Linked DNA regions of Mus musculus: regions 1 and 2 are each linked to region 3. A link is a loop called in an ENCODE intact Hi-C map of the cell type or tissue named here. Cell type or tissue: left cerebral cortex. All regions are shown on one strand. Each heading gives the region's core, and the rest is flanking DNA. Links, peaks and the distances in the headings are about the cores only. Region 1 has its middle 12 kb from the start of Gm10432. Region 2 overlaps Gm10432 (predicted gene 10432). Region 3 holds the start of Gm51958 (a long non-coding RNA gene).

Region 1 (10,710 bases), core at 1,423-9,422, 89 kb before region 3:
ATAGATTTGGTAGTCACTTAGCCCCAGCTACTGAAGCTTCAAATTGGTCACAGGCATGGTACCTTTGGATTTCTGTATTTCTGATATTCTGTATTCCAATAGATTTAGTGGCCCCTCCCACATCGTACAAAAACAAGAATTGGTACAGTGTTGGTGGTGCAGTGGTGAGCATAGCTGAGAAGTTGACCTGATTCTGATTCTTTGTTAATGCGGTGTGCTCATCTTCGGAGCGGTGGAAAAACAGCTACCATTTGACTGAATAGCCTTCTGGGGCTCTGTGTGTAATGGGGGACTCCCTTCATTACTAGAGTTTCTCCTTACCTTTTCCGGGGAGTTCTAAGCTCCCATGCTCTATCTGAGGACTGTCAGGTGGCCTCAGCTGGTTTATAGGATCAATTTCCTTTCTCCTACAAAACCTGTTCAGCTAGCACCTGAGATTCCTGAAATGCTTCCCCATGCTAATGAGGCATTCTAGGTACCCTAAGCCCCCAGCCAATGACCTTTACTCATCCTGGATGTCCCTGCCCTCAGTCCCCACCCCACCCCCAAAAAAAGTTATAAGCCTTCAACCACCCTAAGTAAAGTTGATCTGCTTACTGACTGTGGTCCCAGTGTGGTTTATTCACCGTATGCATTCACAGGGCTTCCGAACTCCCTGTTCCACGTCTCTGCTCCCTTTGCCCTCGTGGACCCTGATCTGCCTAAGACTCAGGGCAGGGAGACCCACAGACGCTCGATGGTTAAGAGAAACAGACTGCTGTGCAGAGCTCCCTGGTTCAGTTCTCAGCACGCTGCTTGGTGACCCACAACCATTGTAGCTCCTGCTCTGAGGTATCCAGCACCCCTTCTAGCTTGATATCCAGCACCCCTTCTGGCTTGATATCCAGCACCCCTATGGCTTGGTATCCAGCACCCCTTATGGCTTGGTATCCAGCACCCCTTATGGCTTGGTATCCAGCACCCCTATGGCTTGGTATCCAGCACCCCTTATGGCTTAGTATCCAGCACCCCTTATGGCTTGGTATCCAGCACCCCTTATGGCTTGGTATCCAGCACCCCTTATGGCTTGGTATCCAGCACCCCCTATGGCTTCCTCTGGCGTTTGTAACATTGAGCTCATACCTCCCCCCTCGCCCAGCCTCACATACAAATACATATATAAAACATCCACACTGTTGGAAATCCCACAGTCCAACTGAATTCCAACTTTCCCCTGAGTATCACTTTTACAGCATCATGTATCAAAATCTTTTAAAATCATTTTGATTCCCCTCACCCCACATTTCTTTCTTTCTGGTCTTGTTTGCTATCCCCATCAGCAACTGGTGGGTTTCCTGTTGTAGGATCCAGAGGGTAAGCGATTCTCATCACAAAGCACCTTGAGGGTTTTGTTATTCCTGGTCCTTGTGTGAGCTGAGACTGGTTCCTGGATTTCTGTTCATGTGGGCAAGCATTGGAACTTTGCCCACACGTGTCTGGAAGGGAGCCATGTCTCAGAGCCATAGGGCCTCTCTTTTGGTGGGTGGAGGAGGCAGGAAGTCTTGCAGGCTGCAGAGTGTGGAGGTGAGGACATGGATGAGGACAGATGAGGGTTAAGGAGGCTATGCTAAACAGGGAAGTGTCTGTAGAAGATGCCATGTGTGTCTCCCATGGGGTCTGGGTGAAGCAGGAAACATGCAATAAGCTCTGGGACTTCTTAGAACAGGAGTCCCAGGTGTCAGGTGGCCTTGCCTCCATATGATGGGAAGTTAGGAGGAAGGGAGGGAAGGTTCACATTGGAGGACAAGGAGGCCCTAGCTGGCCATAGAACCTTTCTTTTCATAAGGTCCCCGTAGTGAGAAAGCAGTTACAAAACATACATTTTGAAGCCGAATTGTCTAGACCCAAATCATCTTTGCCATGCACTATTTCCATAGCTAGAGCTGGTCCAACCTAGAGAAATCAAAAAGGTCATCTAGGCAGGCTCATCATCTCACAGTACAACGATGGCTGCCAAGCTCCAGAGTTGGGAAGGGGCTCTCCAATAGTCTCAGCTGATAGGAGGAAGAGTTGAAACCTAAAAGAAGGATTTCTGGTGCCTATCTGAGTACTTCATCCTAATATGACTATTAGTACCATTCATAAACCAGTTCCCTCTGAATAACCATTCATCCCTTATGATCTGTCACCCACCCGAAAACCCATGAATTCCTCCATTCATCTATCCATATATCCCATTCCACTACCAACCAATTCTATCCATCTGTTTCTCTTTACCAACCTATTCACCATCCATCTATCTGTCTACCCATTTACCCAACGATCACCACATTATCTATCCATCCAGAGAGAATGACTGTTGGGATACACAACTGTATTCCTTAAGATGTGAGACTGCAATTATTAGCTTTAAACCTTTTGTTTCCAATTTGAGCTGAAATAACTACTGAATTACTATAGAGTCTGCAGTGTTGTTCTAAGTATTGTTGAGTAGGAGTACAGATTCAGGGGGGAAAAGCCCACAAAATGAACTGTTTCCTAAAGAAATATGACAATTAGATGCATTCAAGACTGTAGATTGGACCTCGGATGGCTAACGTTTTAATGTACTTCACTAGGACAATTGCTGACATTTTAATATGGGCTGTGGAAGAGATAACAGTAATTGCTGAAATGTTTAATTTCCTGATTTTGATAACTGCACTGTGGTTATATAAGAGAATGTTCTTTTTTGTAGGAAATTCTCACAGAATTATTTATGGATTAAAGGGAAAGATATCTTCAACTTACTTGCAAATGATTTCAGAGAAGAAAATTATATGCATTATATATAAAATATGTATGGGGAGAGAGAGAGAGAGACAGAGACAGAGAGAGAGAGAGAGAGAGAGAGAGAGAGAGAGAATGTGAACACATGCAATTGGTGAATCTGGGCCAAGGCTATAAGGGAGCTCTGTGTGCTATTTTTCAAGTGTTGGCTTATTACATAAAATAAAGTAAACTCCCAAACCCACAGTCCTTTCCTCTTGGAGTTTACAGAGAAGGATTCTCAGATGCATATGAATGCAAAGACAGCATATGGATTCAATCTGTGGGTGCTCCTGCTCCCGGCCTCACCCCTGCAGTGTGCAGAGTGCAAAGTGATAAAGGAGAGAGCAGAAGAGCTGTAGGGGTGTAGCTGGAGGGGAAGAGCCACAGCTTCAGGGAGAGGCAGAAGGACGCCACGGAAATCTGCTACGGGCTACGCGTTGGGATGAGTCAAAAATAAAGTCCAAGATGTCTTCTTAGCATCAGTTTTGGTGTTGGATTCTGTCACTGAGCACAACTTCATGCAAAGATTGACTCTCATGGAACCCAGGACTTATTCAGCTTACAGAAGTCTAGCCATCTCTATTCTCTATCTCTGGCAAAGAGGTGACTGAGATGTGCTAGCCAGAAAGGCTCTCCCTTTAGTATGGTGACCAGACCAGCCTGAGTTTCAGTTGTTAGAAGACTGATGGATATAAATGATGGTTGGCAGCGTCAGATTTGTGTCCAGAGAGAGCAAGGAAGTCATGGAAAACTCCACTGTCTGTGGAGCAGTCTTTGCCCCCTTACACACCTTCCTGTCAATTGGTTTACACACTATTTCTATTAATTATTAGCATCTTTCAGACAAAGAGACTAAGTCATAGATTATACAAGGCGTATTCTGATAAGGCACAGAGCTAGGAATTGAGTGGCTGTGAAAACCATCCCTGAATGCTACTCTACCCCACAAATAGCACCATCTGGGGAGATGCTAGGCAGAGACAAGGTGGAGATGGATGGACCAGAAACAGAAAGGCGAATGTCAGAAGAAAGCCCTTAGCATTTCCCTGGCATAGATCTCAAGAGGAATCTTAGCCAGGATGGCCATGGTGGGCACTGGGTGTTTAGAAGAGGAAACGAGTGGTCCTATCTGTATCCAGCCATGACAACAAGCATCATAGTGACACTCCTTCACTGAAGCTATGGGCCCAGTCCTCTCATCTAGCATGAGTGACTCCTGTCAGAGGTGGGAATTGCTGCTTTCTCCGTGGCACCAGCTCATCGGCATTCACTAAGAGGGATTTGTGGCTTTGTGTGGGCAGACTCCAATTGTGAACTTGCCAGCTGCTGCTTCCTGCTCCTTCCTGACACGGAATGAAGATGCAGTGCCCTCCCGCCCAGGCTGGGTGACTACTGAGCAGGCACCAGCTGCTCTGTGCCTCCAGCCTCCCTCTTCCTGGTGACTTGGAATGCAGCTTCACCTACCTGACCCATCTGGACTTCAGACCACACCCTTCCTGGGCAAAGAAGCTGTTAAAATGGAATCGTAGGGAACACTGTCCACGTAGAGCAGCCACTGAGGGGTGGTTGATGTGACTAAGGAGCAAGCACAGGTTGGTCAATTACAGCCTGGCATGAAGGTCTCTAGTGACGTGACACGTAGCTCTTTAAGAGATGTAGAAAGCAACCCACGAAGGAAGCTGAATGGCGAGCTTAGTTCAAATAGTGTGTCAGGGAAGACATTCAGACAAAGTTAAACTGAGGCACGATAAACGCAAGTCCTTCAAAATTCAAGTACTGGAGAGCTTGACTTGGCAACAGATTTAGTAACAGGCCATGTGCAAATGGTCTGCTTGGGTTTTGTGGTGGTTCTTTTTGTTCTCTGGGAACCAGTATTTGCTCATAGCTAACTGCAACCTTGCAGCACCCCAGGCTGCATGTGGGGTTGTTCCCAGTTATAACAGGGTTCCAGGAGGAGAAGGAGGTGTCCCTCCTGAGCTGTCACTCCTGGGCATCTCGTGTCATATGGGAATGCTTTAGAATTATGAAAGGTCAGAAACCTTATTAAATAAAGGCCCATTGATAAACAGTTTAAACTTTCTGGGCTACACAGGCTGTGTCTATCATTCTACTTGGCCCTGGTAGTGCAAACCAGCTACACACAAAGATAAACAAATGGGTGTGTCCATATTCCAGGAAACCTTTATGAACAAAAATAGGCAGTGGGTCAAATTTGGCCCTTCTTACCTGCTAGAGCAAAAGGGCAGAAATGGTTGGCCCAGTGAAGGCTCTGAGGCTGAAGCATGTATGCATTGGTGACAGGCCTGACTGGGGGCATCTTGTGGTTAGGCTGCCCACTCATTGGTCCCCGAGAGAAAGCCAGTTGTGGAAGAGGTACATGGAAGTTTGTTTTTATTGAGGTCAAGGAAGACCCTATAAAATGAATTTGGTACCACCGGAGGCTGGAGAAAAAGGGAGTTGGCTGGATGTTCTTCAGTGCCCACTTTTCTGTAATCAGAGAGTCTTTTCTTCCTCCACGGACCACCCTGCCTCCCTGTCTTGCCTTCCAATCCTGTCTTCTCGCCTCCTTGTACCAGAAGAGCTGGTTTGTCTGACCCACATGCCTAGGCATGTGGGGACACAGCCACAAGTCCCTCTGATCATGAGACATCAGGAACCAGGGATATATATTTGACTGAAACCCCAGTGGACCCTTCGGGTGGGGGAGGTTCAGGGTTACAGGGGCTGCAGATCCATTCATTTGGGGGTCGTGATGGTCAACACTGATTACTAATGTGCCAGGATCTAGATCTAGAATCACCCGGGTGACAAACCTCTGGGCATGCTAGCAAAGGGTTTTCTGGATTAGCTTAATGAAGGTATGAAGACTCACCCTAAATGTGGACAGCACCCTTCCACATTCAGGCAGAGATCCTGGACTGAACCAAGGAGAGCAGTCTGAGCAGCAGCAACCATCTCTCTCTGGCTCCGCACCGTGGATGGAATAGAACCAGCTGCCACATGAGGTGCCATGATTTCTCTGCTGCTATGAGTTGCTTTTATTTTATGTTTTCCTCAAGAGGGAAATAAGTAATCGAGGGGAGGGGGTATCTGATTCCTCAGGAGAGGATTTAGCCCAGGACAAGGCTCTTGGGGTTTGCTTTTGCCACCAGATTCTCCACCGGCCAAAATGGCAGAAGGAGTTAAAGGTGAGCTGCTGCCTCACACCTGTCCCATCAGCTCTCGATGACATGGGTGGGATGACAACCCACTGGCCAGTGGAAGAAGGCTGTGGACCTGTGTGGGAACTGCTCTGCGAATGTTCAGGGGCCTTTCACCTCAGCCCTGTGAGGTCTCATCATAGGCCTGAATGCATCCTCACCCTCAGGTCCCACCAAGTAGCTGGCAGGCCTGTGTCATCATCTTTGCTGCGTCTGCAATAGCCTTCTCTATGGCTTCCTGTCACCTCCTCTCTGGTACCTTGGAGGACTTGAGTGAACGCCCCCCTGGAATTCTGATGAGGCACTGAGCCAGGTGTCCTAAGTCATGCTCTCTCCATGCAGGGAATTCCCAGGGAAGTGGGGAGGATGCTGAGAATGGAACACGCATATCCAAATGCCAGTAATCTCCAATGGATCTTTCCCTGAGCCTGAATGATGGGCAAGCAGGTCTGGGAGCTAGCCTAAAAGTGGAGGCAGGCAATGAGGCCAGCCACTGGCTCTCTGCTCGCACTGAAGCTGGGAGATCAATGAAGACTTCAGACAGAGGGGATGGAACTGGAAAGACCCCATCACATCCTCCTATGTTCCCTGTCTGTCCCTAAGGTCACTACCCATTTTATTAGCAGCCTCAGTTTCTCAACTTGAGACCATTTAACACCACAGGGGCTGATGATGTCCCCTCTGGAATGGGACTATACCCAGTAGAGGCTGAGCAAGTCCCTGAACCTCCACAGGCCTCCATGTCTTCTTCATCTGTGAAATCGTGGGACCTGCTGCCCAGGACTCGGAGAAGGGGTGGTGGTGGTAGAATAAATCCTTATGTATAAAGCCCCAGAAATAGCGCCTGGTACAGACTGTGTTAAGAATAATGGTATCACCCAGCTTCTGAGAGCCAGAGCTCAGGAAGGGACTGAGAAGGATGGACACAAATAGGAAAACATCAAAAGAGAGAGAAGGCTTGGAGGAAAGGGAAGGAAGAGTGTGTGTGTGTGTGTGTGTGTGTGTGTGTGTGTGTGTGTGTGTGTGTGTAAGGTGGGGCCCACCGGTGGCTGGTTTTGACTTGAAGCTTGGCTCTGTGCTCAATTTCTTGTTCTCCCTTCTCCCATATAATCTCTCTCCAGTATTCTGAAGAGTTCTGCTTCCACCCCCCAGCAGTTGCCATGGTGATGAAAAAATCTGGACCCAGTGGAAAGTTCTCTGTGCTCTTGGCAATGAGGCTGCAGCACCCTGCCTCCTGCCTGCCTGCTTGTGCGTGGGCGGCCAGCTACGGCGGCTGCCAGGATTCCAGGCCAGCACAATTCTGATGGGGGCCCAGCTCTGCTCCCACGGAATCTAGGATAGGAGCCCTCAGACAACATGTAGCCTGCCCTATTTCACAGGTGAAACACTTAGCCAGGCAGGAACAGTGACTTGCTCAAGTCTGCCCACGCTTCAAACCCTATGGGTCTCTCTCTCTCTCTCTCTCTCTCTCTCTCTCTCTCTCTCTCTCTCTCTCCCAGGCCAGATATGAGTTTGGTGGATATAGCAGGTCTGAGGACATCATAGATGAAGAACAGGCTAGCTGCAGAGCACTGCAGGCTGCCGGGGAGATGCAGAAAAGAGTAGAGCTGTGAGGAAGACTCCACAACCTCTGCTTCTTCCCCTGACACAGCAGTGTCGAGGAGCTGTGACTGAATATTTGTGTGTCCCAAGCATTCATGTACAGAAATATAATCACTACTGTATGATATGAGGAGGCATAGCCTGTGGGAGATGGTTATGTTATTCGTAGAGTCCTTGGTGCTATTAGTTATGAGACCACAAAGAACTGTTTGTCCCTTCTACCATGTGAAGACACAATAAGAATGTGTCACCTAAGAGTAAGAAGGAGGGTCCCAGCAGACACTTTATCTGTCAGCACTTCTCACTTGGACTTCCCAGACCCTAGAGATTTATGATGTTAACCAGCATCCCAGTCTATGCACAGCAGACTTGAGATCAGACCAAACTTTGTCCCCTGAGCAGCCTTGGTTCAGTAACTTCGCCCAAAGTAACCCACTTTTGACCATCAAAGCCTTGCAGGATCCAAACATATGAGATAGTCCTCATCTTGAGATGGATTTATGCTAGACATTGGGGGTAATCCCATAAACAGGATGCTGTTTGTAGCCCAGCTCTCGTCCTATCTACATGCTGCAAAAGATGTTCACAGGCTTCGGAGCATTGGAATTTCCCTCAGACCCACAGGCCACCAAGAGGAGGAGACTTGCACCATCTCTGGAGTCCTGGCTATGGACACACTGAGGCCAGGCCGGGCCACTCACACCACAACCTTCCAATAGGATTCAGCTGTCCAGACTATGACTCTTGCAGAATTGCGGATATGTTGGGAAAGGAATTTCCCATCCTGTTTTTCTTGATAAAATTCAGACATCAGAAGTCCCTCATCAAGAGCACAGTGCTTCCTCTGCACCTGGCCCGTGGTTCCTAAAGCCATTTTCTGAAGAACAGAGACTAAGTTCCTGGGTCTTAATTTGCCCTGGAATCTTAGTGCTTTGTCATCTGCCTCTAGATTCATCCCAGTGCCTTCCTGATACAATGGTGAAGACTTGATCTAGAGAAGAGAAATGTTGCTGTGAGCAGAGGGGCACAAGGACCAGAGCCAAGGAGCTCAGTTCACTCCTGAGCTATGCAGTCACAGAAGAGTCACCTCCCCTCCCTGAGCCTCAGGACCAGCCTCTCTGAAACAGGATTTAGGCCCCCAGCTCCTGTTAACTTTGTATTCCTAAGAGGAAGGACCACTCCAAGCTCTTGCTTCTCTTCCAGGTTCCTACCACAGGTTCTTAGTCCTTCCCCCAGACCATCCACCACAGACTCGTGTCATTCATGAACTGATTTGCTGAGCCAGAATTTATAGCCGTCACCTGTCTTCTGGGCATGCAGCAATGAAGTGGACCAACCAGAAGCTTCCAACTCGCTGTTCAGACTGGACAAGTGACATCACACATTAGAACTCAAGATGTAGAGGGTACTACCCGAGCATCCAGGAGGGGACCGCTTTTGGTTCTGAAGAACCAGGAAAGACTTCCTGAGAAGGTCCCAGCTCAGTCAAGACCCCGACAATAAGGTTATTAATTATTACTAACTAATATTGATTCATTATTTTTCATTATTACATTAGTCAGCAAGAGAAGCCTGTTAGGGTTCCAGGGAGCGTGCGTGGGAAGAAGAGGGGGAGGGCTCTCCAGAATTACACAAATCCTCTTCCCCTCATATTTGCTTCCCGAAGAAACCACCTCACGCTAAGCAGGGACCACAGGGGAAATTCAGGACCACGGAGAGCTCCACCGCCTGTCTTCAGCTGATGCTCTGGTCCCTTGAGGCCACCCCCCCCACCCCTCCCCTGGGGTTATCTCAGACTAAGCTGGAAGAAGATGCTGGGTAGGACAGTGCAGGTTGGGAAACTGCCAGGCTTGGAGCCAGGCCAGAAGGGTCTGACTGAGGCTACTGACTGTCACCTCCTAACTGGAGTCTGATGTGCAATCACCAAGAACCTTGCTAATGACACACAAACAGGATGATGACTGAAACATGTAGTTCTCTGCCATTTAAGACCATAAAGCCCTTTATCAATGGGATACATTGTGTAACGCCTTTATAAGCATAACACAATGAATCAGCATATTATATATTGTGTTGGGTGATTGCTGTTGTGAGAAAGAGACAGGCTCTTCTCCTTGAGAGACAAAGGATCCTAAATCTTGTTAAACAAACAAACAAACAAACAAACTTCAGTGCATGCTATAAGTATGGCTAAGAGCCAGGCACCCTCCAGAGAACAATCTTATCTGAGTGAGGTGCAGAGAGCTAATGGAGGCAGAGTTGAGCTGAGTCTACCTGGATCCATCCCCAACCAGGGTCTGGGGTCTTCAAATCAGTTGCAAATACTGTGCAACCACTGGAAATGACCTGGCGAGGTGATGGGTGTTGGAGCAGCAAGGATGGGCTCAGGGACAGAAGCAGGTGGGGAAGCTGCCATTCTAAATATAGGGGTAAGGGGCTGTAGATATGGCTCAGGGGTGCACTCATGGCACAGAGTACCCAAGTTTTAGCCCCAGTACCCACCTGGTGACTCACAACCATCTAAAATTACAGTTTTAGGGACTCCCTGCCCTTGTCTGGCCTTTTCTTTTTTAAATATTTTTATTAGATATTTTCCTCATTTACATTTCCAATGCTATCCCAAAAGTCCCCCATCCCCCCCCCCACTCCCCTACCCACCCATTCCCACTTTTTGGCCCTGGCGTTCCCCTGTACTGGGGCATATAAAGTTTGCGTGTCCAATGGGCCTCTCTTTCCAGTGATGGCCAACTAGGCCATCTTTTGATACATATGCAGCTAGAGTCAAGAGCTCCAGGGTACTGGTTAGTTCATAATGTTGTTCCACCTATAGGGTTGCAGTTCCCTTTAGCTCCTTGGGTACTTCTCTAGCTCCTCCATTGGGGGCCCTGTGATCCATCCAATAGCTGACTGTGAGCATCCACTTCTGTGTTTGCTAGGCCCCGGCATAGTCTCACAAGAGACAGCTATATCTGGGTCCTTTCAGCAAAATCTTGCTAGTGTATGCAATGGTGTCAGAGTTTAGAAGCTGACTATGGGATGGATCCCCGGATATGGCAGTCTCTAGATGATCCATCCTTTTGTCACAGCTCCAAACTTTGTCTCTGTAACTCCTTCCATG
Region 2 (10,710 bases), core at 1,693-9,692, 63 kb before region 3:
GCTGGACCCCTATAGTGCCTTCTGACAGCTAACATAAGTTGGAGACCTTATTATGTTGATCTGTAAAATGGGAGAGGATCAGTCATTGTGTTATTAACTTATTATGCCTGAGTGCTTGAAGATGCATCAGGTGGACTGAAAGGCTTCATGCAGATAGCTGTTTGGTTTATGGTTACTGTTGTTCAAAGTGCAAGTCGGATTAATGCGGTCTTTCTGAATTCCAGAGGAGAGCCGTGCACTTGAGTTTTCAGTGAGCGGGGTGAGTCTAGGGGGAGGAAACAATAGGATCAGACAAAGAGCAACACAGATGGACGGGTGATCCTTAACCAAGAAGAGGTTCTGTGGTGTCCAGCAGGAGTGAACAATTCGGTTCTAATTGTCTACACAGTGGGGTGTGGCAGAGCAGAAGGGCTAGTGCTGACCTCACAGTAATGGATGGAAAAGCAGCCACTTGGGAGGGGTGCACCTCTGCAGGGTGGTGAGAGAGGTGTCTGTGCGCAGGCTGTGCCAGGGACGGTGACCCCAAATCACTGGAGAAGGCTTCCCTTCGTGAAGGGGTTTAAGGTTGCCTTATGTTTCTTTGTTACACTTCTGTTTAAAAATATCTTGGCTTTACCATTGTTTGTTTTGAAACAGGGTCTCACTATGTTGCCTTGGCTAACCTCGAACTCACTATGTAGATGAGGCTGGCCCGAAACTCATAGAGAGATGCCTACCGCTGCCTCCTCCATACTTAATTAAAGGCCTAAGCCACCATATCCGGCCCTGAATCTTTTTGTAAGTGTAGGTTGTTTTTTGTTGTTTGCTTTGTAAAGCTCCTGGAAGGTACTTCCTTTGTTTATAAAGAGCAACACGGAGCTGGAGAGATAACTCCATTGGTAAAGTGTTAGCTGTACAAACAAAATGACCTGAATTCAATCCACAGCACAAATACCACTGCGGTCAGTGAACCCAAGCCAAAGGCAGACCCTGTTTCAAAAACTAAGAATGGTACTCCTAAGGAATAGCATCTCCAACACAACTACACACACACACACACACACACACACACACACACACACACACACACACACACACACACGGTAAGCAAATGAGAGTTCAGATATAGTAAGCACTGCTCTGGGTCGAAGATTCTGGGTCCATAACAGGGATGCAGCTGGGGTGTAGTCTGGGGTTCTCAGTGTCGGGTGGAGGATGCCCCTCCATTAGGAGAGGACACAGGAAAGGTTCTGGTGCAACAACAGAGAGGGGACAGGTAAGAAAGCTGGCTGCAGCCTTGGGAACTGACAGGCCAGGTGCAGACTATCAGAAGTGCCAGGGTTTGAGATGGGTCTATTGCTCGTAGCTGCTCCCAGCTGGATACGGTCCCAGGGCATACCTGAAAAGGAAGGGGTTGTGGGGTGAACCCCTGCCTGTTTTCTCAAGGAGACAGGCCATGGGGGCAGCTGCTTGACCACAGAACAATTGTCTTTCCCCTTGGGATTTCCTGGGGCTAAAGCTGTGACCGGTCAGGACCCAGGGCCTAGGCTACCCTGGGGATATGCAAGCCATTCTCCCATATCTGCTGGACGTCTCTATCTTTCAGATCTCATATCTTCTCAGATCTCTTCTTTACAGAGATCTGACCAGGTGGCACCGTGTAAAGGGGACTGTCTTCTCCTGTGCTCCAGCGACCTGTCACTGCCAATGTCCCATTACCTGACGGAGGAGGCGCTAGCTCCTTAACGTCATGCCAATGGCCCAAAGATGTACTGCAGATGTTTGGGGCCTGTCCTTTACACTATGGTAGTGGTTCCCAACTTGTGGTCTCCATCCCCTTGGAAGTTGAACAACCCTTTCACAGGGGGCACCTAAGACCATTGGAAAACATAGACACTTACATTATGATTCATAACAGTAGCAAAGTTATAGTTATGACGTAGCAACAAAATAATTTTATGGTTGGTGGTCAGCAGGACATGAGGAACTGGGACGAGAGGGTTGTAGCATTGGGAAGGTTGAGAACCATTGGACGACGGAATGTTTAGTTAGATGAACCCCTCTACCTACTTGATTCCTGTAGCAGCTCCTGCCATCTGTAACAATCTCAAATGCCATCAGACATTTGTTGCCAAATGACTCTTGGGATGGGAGTCACAATTACCCTAGGTCTGAACCTTGGATCTATGGTAATCTTTGTGACTATCAGCCCCATCTCCAGGGCCTTGCTCATGGAAGGAGAAGATCAGTTACAGGACATTCAGCCCCTGACCGTGTCCCCAGCCGGCTCTGAGCCAGGAAGATAAGCTCATTTTCTGCCTACCTCTGCCGGCTCTTGGTTCTGGTGGGTAAAAAGCCCCAACTTTTTCAGTGAAACCTTTATTTGGCTTAATAGCTGTCCCCACCCACTACATACAGGGATGAGAGCTTCACCAGCATTCTATTGGAGGGGGATTATTCTCAGTGGGTCACCGTTCCCATGTCCCTCATGCTTAGTCACTACACTCTCACAGGTTAGGGCCACTGGAGGGATGGCAAATTATTCTTAACACTATTTTAAGACAGAAGTCTCATGTAGCTCAGGCTAGTCTTGGACTCACTATGTAGCTGGAGATGACCTTGAATGTCTCTACTTTCTGAGTGCTAGGGATACAATTGTTCACCACGGAAGCCAGTTGATGACCAATGGCATTGGGTATTGGAGCCGGCATTTTGAACATGCTAGTCACATGTTCTTCTAACTGGGTCACATCATTAGCCCCCGTATGGCACGTCATTACTATCCAAGTACACGCCGGCGGAACCCCTCTCTCAAAAGGGCACTCCTGGGATAGGATCTGCAGGACCACTGCAATGCTAGCAGAAGCCGTTTGAGGTAGGCAGATGACCCAGGCACAGCTGCTTGGAGGGCCGGTTTCCATGCAGCTACCTTGCTGGAGCTGTCCATGCAGGGACCCAAGGAGCTCCAGGCATTCACAGAGCTAGGGACCCCAAATTTGTATATCTCAGAAGGGCTACGTGCAGAACTCAGAGCTTGGGTACTGGCAGACCCCAGTGAGCTTTCTAACCAAACCAGAGAAGGGACACAATTGTTCACCACGGAAAGGTTGTCACTGTTTCCCGGGGAGGAGATGCTGAACCCAAACAAGTGAGCTTCATGCTCAGGGCCAGCCAAGTTGCCTCTACTCTGCCTTTGGTAACTGAACAATATGATGTTAGAATTTCCATTCTAGAAGGAATGGGCTTAGGCTGTATTCAAGAAATCAGCTTCCTAAATGACTTCCTGCTGATCTGCCCCATGAGGGGCTCCTATTGCCCTGTGAGATCCCAGGAATGAGGCCCATGCTCTGCCTACTGTCTCTGGGAGGGGACTGGGGCTGTTCTATGGCAGTACATTCATCCACAGCATACGCAGAAAGCTGGCTCGTGAGGGTCACAGAAGAGGACAATTGGGAACGCAGCCACTAGGTGTGTCACAGCACCACCAAGGGTGCTGTAGCACTAGTTGTTTAGGCCTGGGGGACAGTGACAGTGTGACCAACATGGGTACAGACCAGGAGAGTAGCCCTCCTTTTGCTTCAAGATAGCGTTTTCAACTTTGGAGGCCCAGCTGCACTGGAATCTCAGATCTCTCCCACCTCCTCAGGGAGTTCGCACCCCTCCCCTCTTCTTTGTCCACTGCCTTCAGACTACCTCTTGGAGGAGGGACAGAGGATGGCACACTGGAGCACAAGTAGTAGACATTTTGGTACCCTCTGCTTTCCACCCCCTAGCCTGCAAACTTGGATTTGCTCAAGGCGGTGAGAAACAATTTGTCCCCACCATGACCACTCTTTGGCCAGATTCTCTGTTTGTCAGACTCCTTTGCAGCTAGCAGAAGCCATTGGCACAACACCAGGCAATGACATATAAGGGAAGGTCTCTGGGAAGACTTCCAGTCCAGAAGGAGGGAGGTTCTGCTTCTCCATGAAGGAGTGTGTGGCAAGAGGGTTTTCTTAAGTTGCCATACTCTTTGTTTATGACGGATTACAGACATAATGTCTGGTGTGACAGCAGTCACCCTACAACCATGTGGCTCCAGCTTAACCCTGAAGATGATGGGCACAGAGATAAGAACCAAATGATCCTGAGGCCACCTACTTGTGGTTCAGTTGGAGTCTCTTACTTGCACACCAGAGAAGCACTGGAATCTGGGTGCGCACAGTGGGTCCTCAGGAAATAGTGGCTGCTGCCACTACGATGTGTGTGCAAGTTGCTTACTCAAGTGAGTGCACGTGGATGATGGATCTGTGGCTTACACACACAAGGACCTCTGGGGTCAGAAGGTCACTTAAGTCCAGGAAGTGTCACTTGGCTCAGGCAAGCGGACCACTCCCTTTGGCTTGCTGAGAGGCAGCTTCCTTGACTGTATGCTGAGAATGAGGGCAAAGTTTCTAGTTAGCACTCTGGGCCTCACACCTCAGAGACAGAGGTGAAACACTGGCCCCATCTGGGGAAACTGAGACTCAAAGGGGCCCATGGAAATGCCAAAGCTGAAAGCCGGGAATGGTGGACCATGTGACCTCACGCAGACTCTATATGTGGGAGGACTGTGTGTGTGCAGAGTTGAGTGTGTGATTGTATAAGGGCATGTGGTCAAGGATGCGTGTGTGTGCAAGTGTGTTTGTGTGTGTGTGTGCAAAGGTGCACATATAGGGCTGTGTATGCAGAGGTATGTGTGCAGGGTTTTATATATGTGTGTATAGACTGTGCATACATGCAAGGGGCCTGTGTATACATAGAGATATGTGTGTACATAGGTAAGTGTGTGTATGTGCATTTATATACAGGAACATACAGGAGTATATATGTAGGATCTGTATATGGGGTGCGTGCATGTGTGCAAGTGCATGTGTGCAATCATGTGTGTATGTGTGAGCGTGAGCAAGGGTGCACCTTAAGTGTGTTTACATGTGTAGGGTGCATGCATGAAGTCACTCCTCTAGTATGGAGACAAACCCTAGAGATCTAGAGACTTCTGCTTTGAGGGTGTCTGTCCTCAGCCCTAGTAGAGTGGAGGCACCTTGTGCATCCTAGGCTCCCAGACTCCTGGCTCCACAGGGCACCCCTGTGCACCTCTGACTCCTCAGAGACCAGCACTCCCCAGGTCTGCATGCTCCCTGAGGCTGCCTCCTGCTCTCTTCAAAACACTACCACCAGCAGCAGCAGCAGCAGCAGCAGCAGCAGCAACACTGGCAGCAGCTGCCCCCTCTTTCTGGGCCAGCCTGGGCCTGACCTGTCCAGCTGCTAAGGCTACCTTTAGTGGATGTGTTTTCTGGGAACCAGACTTCTCCTCCCAGCATCTTCCAGGCTGAGTAGCTGGTCTAGAGGCGTGTGTGTGTGTGTGTGTGTGTGTGTGTGTGTGTGCTGCTCCTCAGAAAGCTTTCCTGAGGTCTGTCAATCAATACCCATCAAACCATGCGGCATCCTCTAGGTTTCACCAGCTGGGCTCATCTGAGGAGTTGGGCTGGGACCTGCAAAGCAGGAAGGCAGGTGAAGGAAGTTCCAGGCTCCTAGAATCCCCTCCTCACAGAGCCTCCTGGCTTCCCAGAGGACAGGATCCACTGGACTTTGAACTCTGGCACATTGGTTGTCCTGTGCTGGCCAGCTCTGGGAAAGCCTCCTAGTCTTACCCCGCAGGAGGTCTAGTTTTTTGTCTTTTTGTTGTTGTTGTTGTTTAACCTCATCCTCAGATCCATCTTTCACCTGTAGTGTGAGGGAGCTCTGACTCTGGGGTCACCAGTCTTCCAGCTACCGGTCCCCCTCACCTTCACAAAAACTCATCTGCCCCCCTCCCACCCAGAAAACTCACCGCCTTGTCCTAGTATCCTCCTTACAGGGAAGCTTTGATCCAGCCTGGGCCCTGCGCCAAAAAGTCATTAAAACAAAGAGCAGCCAAGAAGAGGGGAAAATATCCCTTCTGGCTGGAGAAAGCCAAACACTGTAACACTCCAGGCTCAAGCTCTCCCGGGAGCGGGAGCAGAGCTGAGGGCTCAGGGAGGGTGGGAGTGGGGGCAGGGTACATACAGTGGGAGCTAAAGCAATGGGGGGGGGGGTGTTGTGGGTGGCTCCAAGGCTGACAGGCAGAGTGCAGAGCCTGATTTATGTCTGCTGTGGCCTGGAGAAACACCCTGCCCCTTGGGGGACCATAACCTTGCTGGGTTGGGCACTACAGGGGCTGGCATGGAGTCCCTGGTTCCTGATGTGTCCTGTAGCTAACAGACATTGGGGAGGGAACACTATTGGGGCCACGTGTGTGTTGTAGCTGGCATGAGACTAACAGAGAAACCGAGGTACCATTGGCTCTTCCTGAGTTCTCTGTACCTGTCTTGTAGCTGGCCTGCAGGTCACATGACAGAAGCCTCAGAAAGCCTCACCTCCCTGCCTCGCTGGTGAAACGGATGCTCCGGATGGGAACTCTAGCGGACATGGGAGCCATTGGAGACAGTTCGGGGGACTAGATTCCAAACCTTCTGGCTGCCTCCTGGCTGCGTGCCTGCTATGAACCAAACACAGTGCTTCTTGCGGTGCGGGGGTGGGTTTGGGGCATGGGGAGCACAGGGGGGGGGCGTGGGAGGCTTGGGGTGTGTGGAAAGGCTTGGTGGGCTTGGGGCGGTGTGGGGGTGTGTGGAGAGGCATGGGGGCATGAGGCGAGGTGTGGCGAGGGGAGGGACGTGCGGGGCCTCTCATCATGATCTGATTTGACTTTACAGGGAGCAGTAGTGTGGTGCCTTTATTCCCCCTCAACCCCCAAATCCACAGTGGTGTCAGGTGGAGCCCAGAGGTGGCCTTTGTAGAGCCAAGGTCACACAAGATCCACATCGAAGCCAGGACTGACACACAGGGTGCTTGGGTCTCGTGCTGACAATCATGTGTCTTGGCCAGGACGAAGAGAGGCTGACAGTCCTCTGTTCCCTCCCCACACCTCTGGGGCCTGGTGGGAAAGGGCACAAGAGTACTGCCTGCTGAGTTCTTGTGTGTTGTGCTTGGCACAAGGGCAGGTGTTCAGTGGGCATGGCATTTAGCTGAATGGTAGGCAGGGTCAGCATCATTTTAACAGAGCCTGCTGGCCAAGAGCCCAGGGGAGAACCTGATGTTCGCAGAGACCATGTGGGGACGGATGCTCATGACTGATGCAGAGGCCCACAGAGGGGATCTCAAAGGCAGCATAGCCTAAAGCTGGTCAGAAGAATAGTCTACAGGTTGCAGGAGAGACCCCAGTCTAGAGGCCATGTTGTGGCTGCTGGGGCGCGGTTTCTTGGTTCTGATTGGGTGTAGCGGAGACCAAAGGACTGAGGTGCCCTGTCTGTACCATGGACTGGGCCCTCCTCTCTCTCCCAGCTTCAGGCTTCTCTGGCTTCTTGAGCCTAAAGCTGAAAGCCTATCTTCGTGCCTGTCCTTTGATCTTTCACCCCTCCCCTCGGCTGAACATTTTTAGGGAAGGCTGGGGAAGGGCCATGTGGAACAAAACTCTACTTCCTGTCCTTAGCGAAGCTAGGTACCACCAGAGAAGCCCACTCAGCGTGGGCGCCGTGGTGTGAGTGATAGAAAAGCTAGGCCTTCGGCTTCAGGCTTTGAGCCCATGCTGGTTGCTAGGGTAACTGCAGCCCGTGGCAGGAGGCCTAGCAGCTGAGAGGAGGCGGATACTGGAGTGCTGGGGGGGGGGGGGGAGTCAGCTCAGCCCCCTTCTTTTCTGCTCCAATGGGGGAGTGTGTTGAGCTGGAGTGTGTGTGTGTGTGTGTGTGTGTGTGTGTGTGTGTGTGTGTGTGTAGGCCCAGGGTTAGCGTAGCTTAGCAGCAGTAAAGCTATGTTCTTTTCCAGAGACCTCTTCTTAGAGTAAGTCCACATCAGGAATCCCTTTTATTTTGTTTTGTTTTTGTTGTTGTTTGTTGTTTTGAGACAGAGTCTTACTATGTAGCCCTGGTTGTCCTGGAACCCACTATGTAGACCAGGCTGGTCTTGAACTCACAGAGATCCAACTGACTGTTTCCCAAGTGCTGGGACTAAAGGTATGCCAGACTCTATAAAAGCCTGAGGCATTGAGTGGAAGGGCTTTAATGTGTGAATTTTTTTTTTAATTTTTATCATTTTTTATTAATTTTTTTTACACTCCAGATTTTATTTCCCTCCCAGTCCACCCTCCAACTGTTCCACATCCCATACCTCCTTTGCACCCCCCTGTCTTCACGAGGATGTCCCTACCACCCACTACCCACCTCACCCAAACTTTAAACTCGCTGGGGTCTCCAGTTTCTTGAGGGTTAGATGCGTCTTCTCTGACTAAACCCAGACCCAGCAGTCCACTGCTGTATATGTGCTGGTGGCCTCATCTCAGCTGCTATATACTGCTGTACTTTTATAAATGTATTATTCTGCAGATTTTTGCTTAGTTTCTGAGATTTTTAACATTTGCAAACTACAGTTCTTCTTTGGAACACTATGCCATGATTTCATAGATACATAGGTAGTAACATAATGTGTGAATTTTGAAGGGGTTGTAGTCAGGATTATTAACTATTAAAACAGTCATTAAGCTGTATATGTATGTTGTAGCCATCACCCTGTCTCAAGAGCTGAATAACCTTGTCCCAAGGAAACGTTTGCTTCCAGACCCTGGAGACTGGCTAGGTTATTCCTCCCTCAACTGACAGAAAGGTAGATGTGACACACTGAGTGTGTCAGTGACGCCACTGGAGACTACTTTTGTGCGTATGTCTATATGTATGCATGCAAATTCATGTGTGTGCCATGCAGGTGGAGGCTAGAGGTCCACCTGGGCCATGGACCTTCAGGAGCTGCCCACCTTGGTTTCTGAGGCAGAGTCTTACACTGGGCCTAGGACTCGTCTGGTGAGCTTGAGAGGCTAGGAGTCCTACTGGGTTGGCTTCCTCAGGACTGGGGGTTACAAACTCAACCTACCATACCCAGTGTTTTACATGGGTTCTTGGGATCGAACTCACAGGGCAACAGCCTGATTGACTGAGCCTTCTTTCCAGACCCTGCAATGGGAAGTTTTGAAGTAAGAAAGGCCCAGGCTGTTGGAGGAAATAGAGCAGGGACCATGACTGAGATGTCACTGGCCTCAGTGTCTCTGACTATGAGTGGGTGGAAGGTGGCTGTGATAAACTGGGGGGTGGTTTTCTGTGGTGATAGGCCTGAGGTCATTCTTGTAGGTGTGTCTGCATCTCTTCCAAACCAAAGAACACTCAGACCCACAAGGCCAGTTTCTCTCTCCTGCTTCCCCTGAGAGGCAAAGGGTACCCTCTAGCTGCTTGAGTGGGGGAGCTAGACAGCAAGGGACAGAGCAGGTAGCTGGGGCCAGATTGTGAGAATTTGAAGGTTCTAGATCATTTTGAAATTTAAGTTCTTGGAGTCTTCTCTTTTGGGCTACGGACTCTCAGAGATGAAAACTGGGCCTTCAGGACTGGAAGAGTATCAGGAACACTGTAGGTGCGCAGGAAAGGGACTTCAACACTCAACCATTGGTGTCACCGTCTGGGCCTCTGTCAGGACGACCCAGTGGCTGAGGGGGTCGCTGAAAGAACAGAGGAAGGTCTCCACTCTGGGCTGGCCGTGCCTCTGCTTGGATAAAAACCTATGACATTGGCACGGCCAAGCCTTTGCTTCCCCCATCTGCTGGGCTCCCCAAGGCTGGGGTGTGTCTGCAGAGGCATGGGCAAAGGAACAGACCTGCAAGCTGCTGCCTATTTATCTCCTTGTCGAAGGCTCGCGCCTTGGGCTGGTGTGTTTCTGAGCATCAGGGTTTGCCTGTGAAAGGACAAAAGCTTGATTGTGAAGGAAGAGCTGCTCAACCTTTCATTAGAAATGTCTTCTTTATCCCAGGGGAATCTGACTAATAATGACACCAGTAACCTCCAGGTCCTTACATGGATACTACCCTTCACACATTTCCAGGTCTGCCCACCTCCACCATCTGGCTGGCATGTGCCAGCTCTGGGGACAATAAGACAAGGAAATGGAGACTCCTTTCCAGATAGGGAAACTGAGGTAGTGAGAAACAATGTGGGGTATCCCAGTGCACGGGACCATGGGAGCCCAGCCCTGTGAGAGACAAGGGTGGGGAGGCTGTTGCCCATGTCACTGTGTGCTCCTGGAGGCCTGGCTTTCAGTAAGCTGGGAGACTGGGGTGGCCAGAACAAGCCAAGGGTCCCCATGGGCTCATCCTCGGCCCCGACACAAGCTCCGCCCGGCCGAGCCTTCACTTCCTGAGCTGGCTGCTAGAACAGGCTGGGTTGCTGGAACCCTTCCTAAAAAGGAATCGGGCTGTGGTGGCCCAGGCTATTTTTAGCCAATTGTGTTGAAAATCCCAAGTGCATGTAGCATCATGTGTTTTCTTTTATAGCGGGGAAAATAGGAGATTCCCACACCCTCCCCAAAACGGGTTGTGCCCTTTGAAGGAGTCTCATGTAGACCTCTTACCATAAGAGCCCAGCAAGTAACCCGCCTGTGGCTAACCAGCCTGGGGTTTCTGGGTTCAGGCCTTCTGGTTCACAGAAGCACTACTGCTGACCCAGGTTCTTGGGGAGTATAAGGTATGTGAGGATTAGCTCATGTTTCAAGTGGGGGTTGGACAACTGTCTTTAGCCCCATCTCCTTGTCAGTTCCTATTGTTTTAAAATATTGTTTCAGGGCTAAAGAGATAATTCAATGGTTAAGAGCACTTACTTACTG
Region 3 (8,000 bases), core at 1-8,000:
GCAGTTAAAGGACCTTAGGCCATAGAGATCCCAAATCTATGAAATAGGTAGAAATTATTATTGTTATTATTCCTATCATGATAATGTCTGGGGGTTCTAAGCCATTTGAAATCTACAATTTCAAGGAACACAATTTCCTTCCTGTGTGCAGCTGCTGCTGTTTGAAAGTGGCAAACGAGATTTGTTATGAACCTTAACCCAGTTTACAGGCTACAATTTCCATGTCCAGAGATGTAGTTAGAGAAACACAGGAAGCCGAGGAAACTTCGCTCAGCGCAGACTGTCAGCCTGCATTTACCACATCATCCGTACAGACTTGCTGGAAGCTGCACTATTAATTATTTCCACACTGGGAAACAAAAAAAAATCTCCCTTAGTAGAAGACAATACAAACTCCTGAGCAGATAATCATACAACATGTGCTGAATGTTTCTAACACTGGTCTGGTCATGTAGTGTTTTTAATATAAGCAGTCACAAAGGGTTGGTGATCTGAACACTGCGAAGGCTCCTCGTCCAGGGAGCTTTCAGAAGGCTTTGTCTCAATGTACGACGATTCTGGAACCCACGAGGCATTGACCTGCCTGGGCGCCCGCTGGACCACACTGGGGTACTGCAGCTGTAATGTTATGGGATTCCACCTCACCAAGCTGCAGAGAATGAGCCTGGCTGCCACGTGTGAGGTATGAAGGGATCCAAAAGCTGGGATCCTGGAGCCTGGATGGGGATCTGGGCTCTTACTCTCTGTCTGTCACTAATGAATCATCACTGAGAAAGCCACTGTACCTGGGTGACTTTTCTGGCTAGATGATGGAAGTAAAGATTCAGAACTGGGTAACAGTTGAAAGAGTGTACAGATAGCGCATTCTGGCTAGTTAAAACTTCCAGGCACATGCCAAGGGTCAGAAACACAGTTCCCTTTAAACACTTGTCTCGGTCACTATGCCTGGTGAGTTTCCCAGAGACAGCTCACCTCTGTCTGGCCTTCTAGTGCAATTATGGGAGATGTGGGAATCTAAGGGCTCCCCACTTCAAACAGTAGAAATCAATTGCATCCAGAATCATTAATAATGATACAAGACCTATCTCCTTCCACTGGTAGAGCAACTACCTCTGGGTCTATCCTGCAGTTTGTCTTCCATTGCCCCTTTAAAAACAGCATTCAAGACAACTAACTACACATTGTTCAAAATGGGGATATCCTTTCTTCATATTGAATGTTTTCTTCCTAGATCTCAGGGGTGCAGAGAGGTACTTTCAGGAGAGGAAATCAGCAAGACCCCAAGTCTACGGTGTCTATATACAAAGCATACACCTCCAGGGAATTACTGTTCCCCTGTTACGACTGACAAGTCAGAGCATATATAGTAAACACTGGTTAAAATGGGAACTGTAGTTTCTCTTAGAGACTCTTCCTGTCTTCCACAGCTGCAGAAGCTAAACACAAGAGACAGGGTGTGGTGGTGAAAGACCAGGAGTCAGAACGCCAGAGTTCCTATCACAGCTTTGCCTCTTGTGATATTGTGTGGTACACAATATATATTTCATCTCAGAGAGGGGCTGCAGACAGGAACCCTAACAGAGGCTGAAAGGAGAGGTGAGGGTCTGGGTTTGGTCCAGCATTCCTCACTATGCGCCTTTCCTCCCTTTTGGAATGCTGATGTATATTCCATGCCCTGTAGGTTGGAAGTTGTTATCTGCTTTTTGACTTGGATTGCATAGGGGGTAACAAACAGTCAAGAGATTTCCTTGAATCCCAGAAGAGACTTTGGACTTTTAAACAGTGTTGAGACTGTGATAGACTATGGGACTTTTGGAGTCGGACTTTATGAATTTTTTTTTGCATTATGATATATATATGACCCCTATAGGGGTCAGGCAGTAGAATGTAGTAGCTTGAATAAGAAAGGCTCTCATGGGTGCACAGATTCAAATGCTTGGTCATTAGAGAATGGCACTACTTGAGGGGGATTAAGAAGTGTGGTCTTGTTGGAGTTAGGTGTGCCCTTAATGGAAGATGTGTGTCACAGAGGCTGGGCTTTGAGGTTTCAAAATTCCAAGCCAAGCGCTGCAATCTCACTCTTCTTGCTGCCTGTAGATCTCGATGCAGAACGCTCACCTCCTTCTTCAGCACCATGTCTGCCTGCGTGCTGCCATGCTCCCTGCCATGATAATGGACTAAACCTCTAAAACCCTCTGAGGCCTGGGTCCTAATCACACAAGCTTTCACTGTGTCTGAGCCTTGTGTCAGTAAGAAGAGTTGTGAGCAGTAAGAAGAGTTGATCCAACATGGCACTTGCCCATTCATTCTGCTTTTCTGAAGGCAGAAGGAGAACACATTCTGTAAGATAAAAAAAGCCCTACCAAAACACTGGTGATTATTAGAAGGCCTAAAGTAAAGAAAACCTGCAACAGTGTGTGTCAGCTTTAAATGTTGTTTGTTAGTAAGTGATTGACATAGGAGTTAGGAAGAAAACAAGATTTTCCAATCATAAGGATGTCATTTTAAGGCTAATGACAGAGAAGGTTCAGGTGGCAGTGATCAGAGGTGGGAAAGAAGTGACTGACAAAAGAAGAAGAAGAAGAAGAAGAAGAAGAAGAAGAAGAAGAAGAAGAAGAAGAAGAAGAAGAAGAAGAAGAAGAAGAAGAAGAAGAAGAAGAGGAGGAGGAGGAGGAGGAGGAGGAGGAGGAGGAGGAGGAAGAGAAAGAAGAAGAAGAAGAAGAAGAGGAGGAGGAGGAGGAGGAGGAGGAGGAGGAGGAGGAGGAGGAGGAGGATCTGGCTGTCATCAACAGAAGCAGTATGCTGTCACAGAGAGAGCTTTAGTGTCAGACAGCCTCCTGTTTGATGGTAACTCCACTCAAATCAAAGTTGGAAAACTTGGGTATGCTGCACACTCTCCTTTAGCTTTTCATTTCCTCTAAAGTTGGGGCAACAGTAGCTGTCTTGCAAGGCTTATAGGGAGTAGAGGCCCAGTTTGGTGCTGGCACAGAGAAGTTCTCAGTGAAAGCGATCACTATCAGCCCCGGCTGAAATGATGCGATTTGGGATGCTGAGAGCCCATGGGGACCTTTCTGGTGAGAGTCTGGTCAGGTTCACGCTGTTCTGAGTGGCTAAGTCATTATGGAGAAGAACTGAGAGGGCTTTGTTCTTTACTAAGGGAGAGAAGACGAGCAAGTCAGATCCCTATCTTAAATGCAGGAAAACATTCAGACCCAGGAAAAGAGAATCTGAAACCACAGCACTTCCCCAAATGTACCCTGGGGAGAACGTCCACCCACTGCTCAAAGCAGAAACTGTGTCCTCCAAGCGCAGGTGGAGCCCCATTGGTACAACTTGTCCAAGCTCAGCTCTGCAACCCGCTTCTATTGAGATTTCCCTCAAGCAAAAATAAAGATGGAAAGAGCTGCCGAGAACATACAGTCAGGGGCTGCTCTCATTGGCCACTCTCAGGCTGGCCCATGTCTTCCTCTAGCTCCTCTTAGTGCCCTGAGGGCCCGTGCTGAGCCTCAGGATGACCGGTAAGGGCCTCGGGGACGATGGGGAACCCAGACAGATGAAGCAAAGAGGCCACACTGAGCACATGGAGGCAAGGGCAGTAGAGTCAGGGGGTTGGCACAGATCTACTCCCTTTGGACTCCAACTGCTCCCTGTAAAAACCTTCCTGCTCAAATTTCAGCTTATTTTATTTTTAGTAAAGGATGCTTCTCACGTACCATGATTCTTGTGTGAAAGTCCATATGACCTAAAGAGCCTGGAGGCTGTTTGTTGTTGGTCCTGTGGTATTGCATCTGGGGGCTGTGAAGTGTGCCGACTGCAGAGCTAGCCTTGTTTGTGCATGCTACATGCCCTAGGCAGGGTCACTTCTCATCCCAGCTGCTCAGGCATGCCTACGTCTGTGCAGTGGTAAAGGGTTTCGGAGAAACATTTATTTATATCCTGAGAAAATGAAGTTGAAACAGACAGGGAGCTCTGATAATGGCTGTCCTGTCTCCACCCATACCCAGGGCTTTGGGAGGGCTCATGTCCACCCCAGGGTGGGAACACCCTGCTCTGTCCCTAAAAGATCTTTCAAGGAAAGAAGAATATGGTCACAGGCATTTGGTTAGGTATTTTTAAAGGCTTTCCAATTCTGCTATTTTTTTTCTCTGCACATTCAATATTCTTGGTTGCTAAGTGGGAGGAAATGTGGGGAGGTGGGAGAGGTGTGGAGAAGTGAGGGAATTGGCAACGAGGAAGCTGATGGTTTATTTTCTCCCTTCTAAAGGGGGGACAGGCAAAAGATGGGCTCCACGGGGGCAACCAGCTGAGCAGTACCTGCTGCAGGCTGGGTTAGAGGGCCACGCCTCCCACGTCCTGATTCTATCGAGGGGCCGGGAAAGGGGCTTTTCAGGGAGATAAAGACTGCCATTTCCCATTTTTGCTTATAGAGATGAGTAGGATTTTTAAAGTAAAAATGATTTTTATTTTCAGATCAAACTGTGACAGGGAAAATGTGAGATTCAGCACGGCTTCTCCTTCGCCAGAGGGAAGGAAGGGAGCGAGGCGCAGCGTGAGGGGACTTACTACATCTCAGAAGTCCTATCAGACCCTGTGAGTGAAGCTGGCTTACCCAGGGGCAGCCCCATACTCCAAGCTGCTCTGTCATAGCTGAGTCGCCGGTCTATCTGAGGTCAGTCCCCGCGGCACACCCACTTCCACAGGCTCTGAGTCTGAATATTTGCTTCTTAATGGCAAAAGCCTTTTTGATTTGTTTGTTTGTTGAAACACGGTCTCTCTGCAGCCTAGGCTAGTCTAGAGCTCATTATCTTGTCTAATTTGGCCTGGGACTCTCAGCAATCCTCCTGCCTAGTCTTACTCAGATTTGGAATTAGACTGTGAGCCACATCACATTTTGTTCAACTGAAGACATTTTTGTTAAAAAAAAAAAATCAAAATTCCCACTTCCCAGTGCCACAGCCCAATTCACAGCCACCTCTCCTCTCTGTAGGTCTCTGCAGACCATGACCACCAGTGAACTTGGCTGCCTCCTACTCTCCTGGCACCACCGAGTGACAGACACCGTGTTGCCTCCTGACTCTTCAGAGCATGCTGTATGTCATCCATCCACCTTGCCATGAATTGAGAAGCCTTCTGAGCATCTGAGTCACAGGAAGTCACTTGAATCATCGGATAACGCTTTGCTAAATCACTCTGGCAGTGCGCCCCAGACTTGGGGCAAACAGATTATGGGGTGTTTGTTAGTGACCTCCTGGGGGGTCGACTGGCTGTTCTTTCCTGGATCTGCTGACTCAAAAGGGTAGCATTTTGACGGTCTGGTAACTACAGTACTACACAGTTCTGAAGGGGCAGAAGGAGATAACCTATAGAAAACCATTAAGACAAATAAATTTTATCTGTGGGGATACAATTGATTTCTATCCCGTGGAAAAGATAGCCCCATAAAATATAGTCTGTCATCTTATACAATACTATTTTTCATCTACTTGTGAATTAATTTCAGCATTTCTGCCTATATATGTTACAAACTCCTCTTTGAATGGGCCATAACCTTGTGCTGACTTCTTCACAAGTGAATAAAGTAAATAAAATATTTAATGTGTTGATTTTATATTTGTCTGAGTCATGAATTTAACTTCTTCAGAATTATTTTTAACTGTGTTCATAGTGAATTCCCTTCTTATTAGGATGTGACCTGATAGCAACACAGATCCCTTAAGTATTACTGTAGGAAGCTCATTTGGACTATGCCACTAGCCAGTTTCTAAAAAGATGCTAAGACTCGCCATTGGGGCTGGGAGGAGAGGGGAATGAAAGACACCCATGACTTGGAGGCTTCGTCAGCCCCAGGGAAGCATGAAGTCCCAGCATTCTATCTTGTGGAGAACAGGGCACGGGAGAGTGACAGAGTCTATGTCAGAGTCACGCACATGAGAGAAGGCTCTGATTTGCAGATACCCATGAGAACATGAAACAAAGCAGGCACCACTGGCCTCTTACCTGGGATTGGTAAGGTTGTAGCAGGATTTCCATATCTGTAGCATGTGCTTACAGGTGAGCAGCGCCTCATCCGGGCCCCGGCAGAGTGACTCCAACTTCACTTTGGAAAACAGTAGTCTACAGTGGGAAACAAGGGAGAAAGCACACAGCTCAGCCCAGAGGCCGCCTTGCAAACTACATAAGAGGCTCAGTCTGCGGCAGGGGGCAATTGCGCTCATTTTATTTTAATTTTCATTGTAAATTGATTTTTCTATACACTATATCCTGACCACAGTTTCCCTCCCTCAGCTCCTCCCAGGTCCGTCCCACCTATCCAAATCCACTCTCTTTCTTTCTCTCAATCTCATTAGAAAACAACAACAAACAGGCATCTAAAGAATTAATAATAAAACAAAATCCAGCAAACCAGAATAGGACAGAACAAACAAACAAACAAATAGGAAAAAAGACTGAAAGAAAAGTACAAGAAAAACATACAAATGCAGAGACACACAGAATTGCACACACAGAAATACCATTAACAACACAAAATTCAAAACAATAATATATAAGCAAAACATATGTTAAGATAAGAAAAATGCCTAGACAAAGAATTATGAAAAAAAAATCTTCGAAAAATACAATTGAGCTCATTTTGTGCTGGCCATCTACTGCTGGGTACGGGGCCTGCCCTTAAGTGTGGTCTGCATACACAGCGAGACTTCCTTAGAGAAACAAAGTTTTCCTTTGTGCACAGTTGTCAGCTGGAGATAGCTTCTGGGTTAGGACAGACTGTGTCCACTCCCCTTCTCTGCGCTGGGAGCCCATCTGGCTTGGACCTCTGCAGGCCCTGAATTGCATTCCTCTTAGCATGGGGCCATCTGTGCACCTGCAGGGTCTAGGGAGGGCAGTAGATGTGGAGTCAAGGATTCCTGAGCCCGTGCTCAACCTGTGGCTTAGTGTAAGTCTCACCACAGAGGCATGAACAAGCACAGGATGATGACCTGTGGTGAGGTTAAAAGCACTGGAGTGGGCAATTTTATTCAAAATACAGAGATTTTTATTAAAAGCATGCTTTTTAGAACTAAGCCAATTTATTTATGAAATTTCAAAAATCCATTAAACATGAACCTTGGTTTATTAATAAGATTACACAGGAGATATGACTCAGTTGATATACATGTCTGCAGAGAGCCCTTCAGGAGATTGCTATCCTTCTCAGAAGCTTTGAAAGCTTACAGAACTGGGGCATGGTAAGCCTTGCATGTGGAAGTCGGAGGCAGGAGGATTACTGTTAGTGGCTATACACTGAGTTGCAGGCCAATCTGAGCTATGAAATACCCTGTTTAAAAAGAACGACTGCAGCCGGGCGTGGTGGCGCATGCCTTTAATCCCAGCACTTGGGAGGCAGAGGCAGGCGAATTTCTGAGTTCGAGGCCAGCCTGGTCTACAGAGTGAGCTGAGTTCCAGGACAGCCAGGGCTACACAGAGAAACCCTGTCTCGAAAAAGCCAAAAAAAAAAAAAAAAAAAAAAAAGACTGCCTGAAGTCCCATGAGGCAATTGGGACATGGAGCAGGCCTCCTGACCTGCCCAGCTCTGCTCTTTAGTGGTTAGACTTTGGACTTTGAGCCCCTTCACAATCATCAAAGTACATTCTCAACATCGCCCGTGGCTTTAGCCTCCATCTAGACCTGAGTGCCAAGCAAACTGCCCTTTTCCTTGTAGACATCCAAGCACAGCTCCTTCAGTCCTTCAGCACTCACATCCAGTGTCTTGAGAAGGCTGGAGCACGGACCGAATTGCCTCTTGTCCACTCCTCGCTCAGCTCTCAGAAACCTTGCTACCGATCCAGCTAGTGGTTATTTATGTTCAGTCTCACTAGAGAAACAGCATGGCTCCTCATCACCTCAAGAGCATGTCAGGATCCCTTTGAAGCTGTCACCTCCCGATCTCACCACGTGTCATGCACCCTGAGGGACCCTTCCTCCTACCCTTTACTTCCATGGCGCTCACCAGCTGCTTC

What was found. Peaks named below come from ENCODE experiments on the same cell type or tissue, not always from the same donor. Only the 100,000 strongest peaks of a DNase experiment are listed, where the experiment ranks them.
Region 1: a loop joins it to region 3, with 4 times the contacts of the local background. A loop is called at or near these places in 3 of 42 quality-filtered maps.
Region 2: a loop joins it to region 3, with 7 times the contacts of the local background. A loop is called at or near these places in 2 of 42 quality-filtered maps.

The regions. Positions count from the first base shown.
Region 1 is chr12:100,258,892-100,269,601 of GRCm38, forward strand. No RefSeq gene overlaps it. Among named protein-coding and RNA genes, the nearest start is that of Gm10432, 12 kb to the right of the region's middle. In left cerebral cortex, for the core only: a CTCF peak has its summit at 5,736; DNase peaks (open chromatin) are centred at 1,481, 3,063, 4,122, 5,660 and 4 more places; H3K27ac peaks cover 7,567 bases.
Region 2 is chr12:100,283,872-100,294,581 of GRCm38, forward strand. It overlaps Gm10432 (predicted gene 10432), which reads left to right. Exons shown (of 4, transcript NR_045741.1): 2 at 6,354-6,553. Among named protein-coding and RNA genes, the nearest start is that of Gm10432, 13 kb to the left of the region's middle. In left cerebral cortex, for the core only: no CTCF peak of the experiment used is centred there; DNase peaks (open chromatin) are centred at 3,994, 5,891, 6,347, 7,115 and 1 more place; H3K27ac peaks cover 4,116 bases.
Region 3 is chr12:100,349,006-100,357,005 of GRCm38, forward strand. It overlaps Ttc7b (tetratricopeptide repeat domain 7B), which reads right to left. Exons shown (of 20, transcript NM_001033213.1): 16 at 5,998-6,114. Gm51958 (a long non-coding RNA gene) reads left to right here and starts at 402. Exons shown (of 3, transcript XR_003950124.1): 1 at 402-682; 2 at 4,471-4,669; 3 at 4,988-5,600. In left cerebral cortex, for the core only: CTCF peaks have their summits at 580 and 6,164; DNase peaks (open chromatin) are centred at 721, 3,294, 3,913, 4,299 and 1 more place; H3K27ac peaks cover 6,712 bases.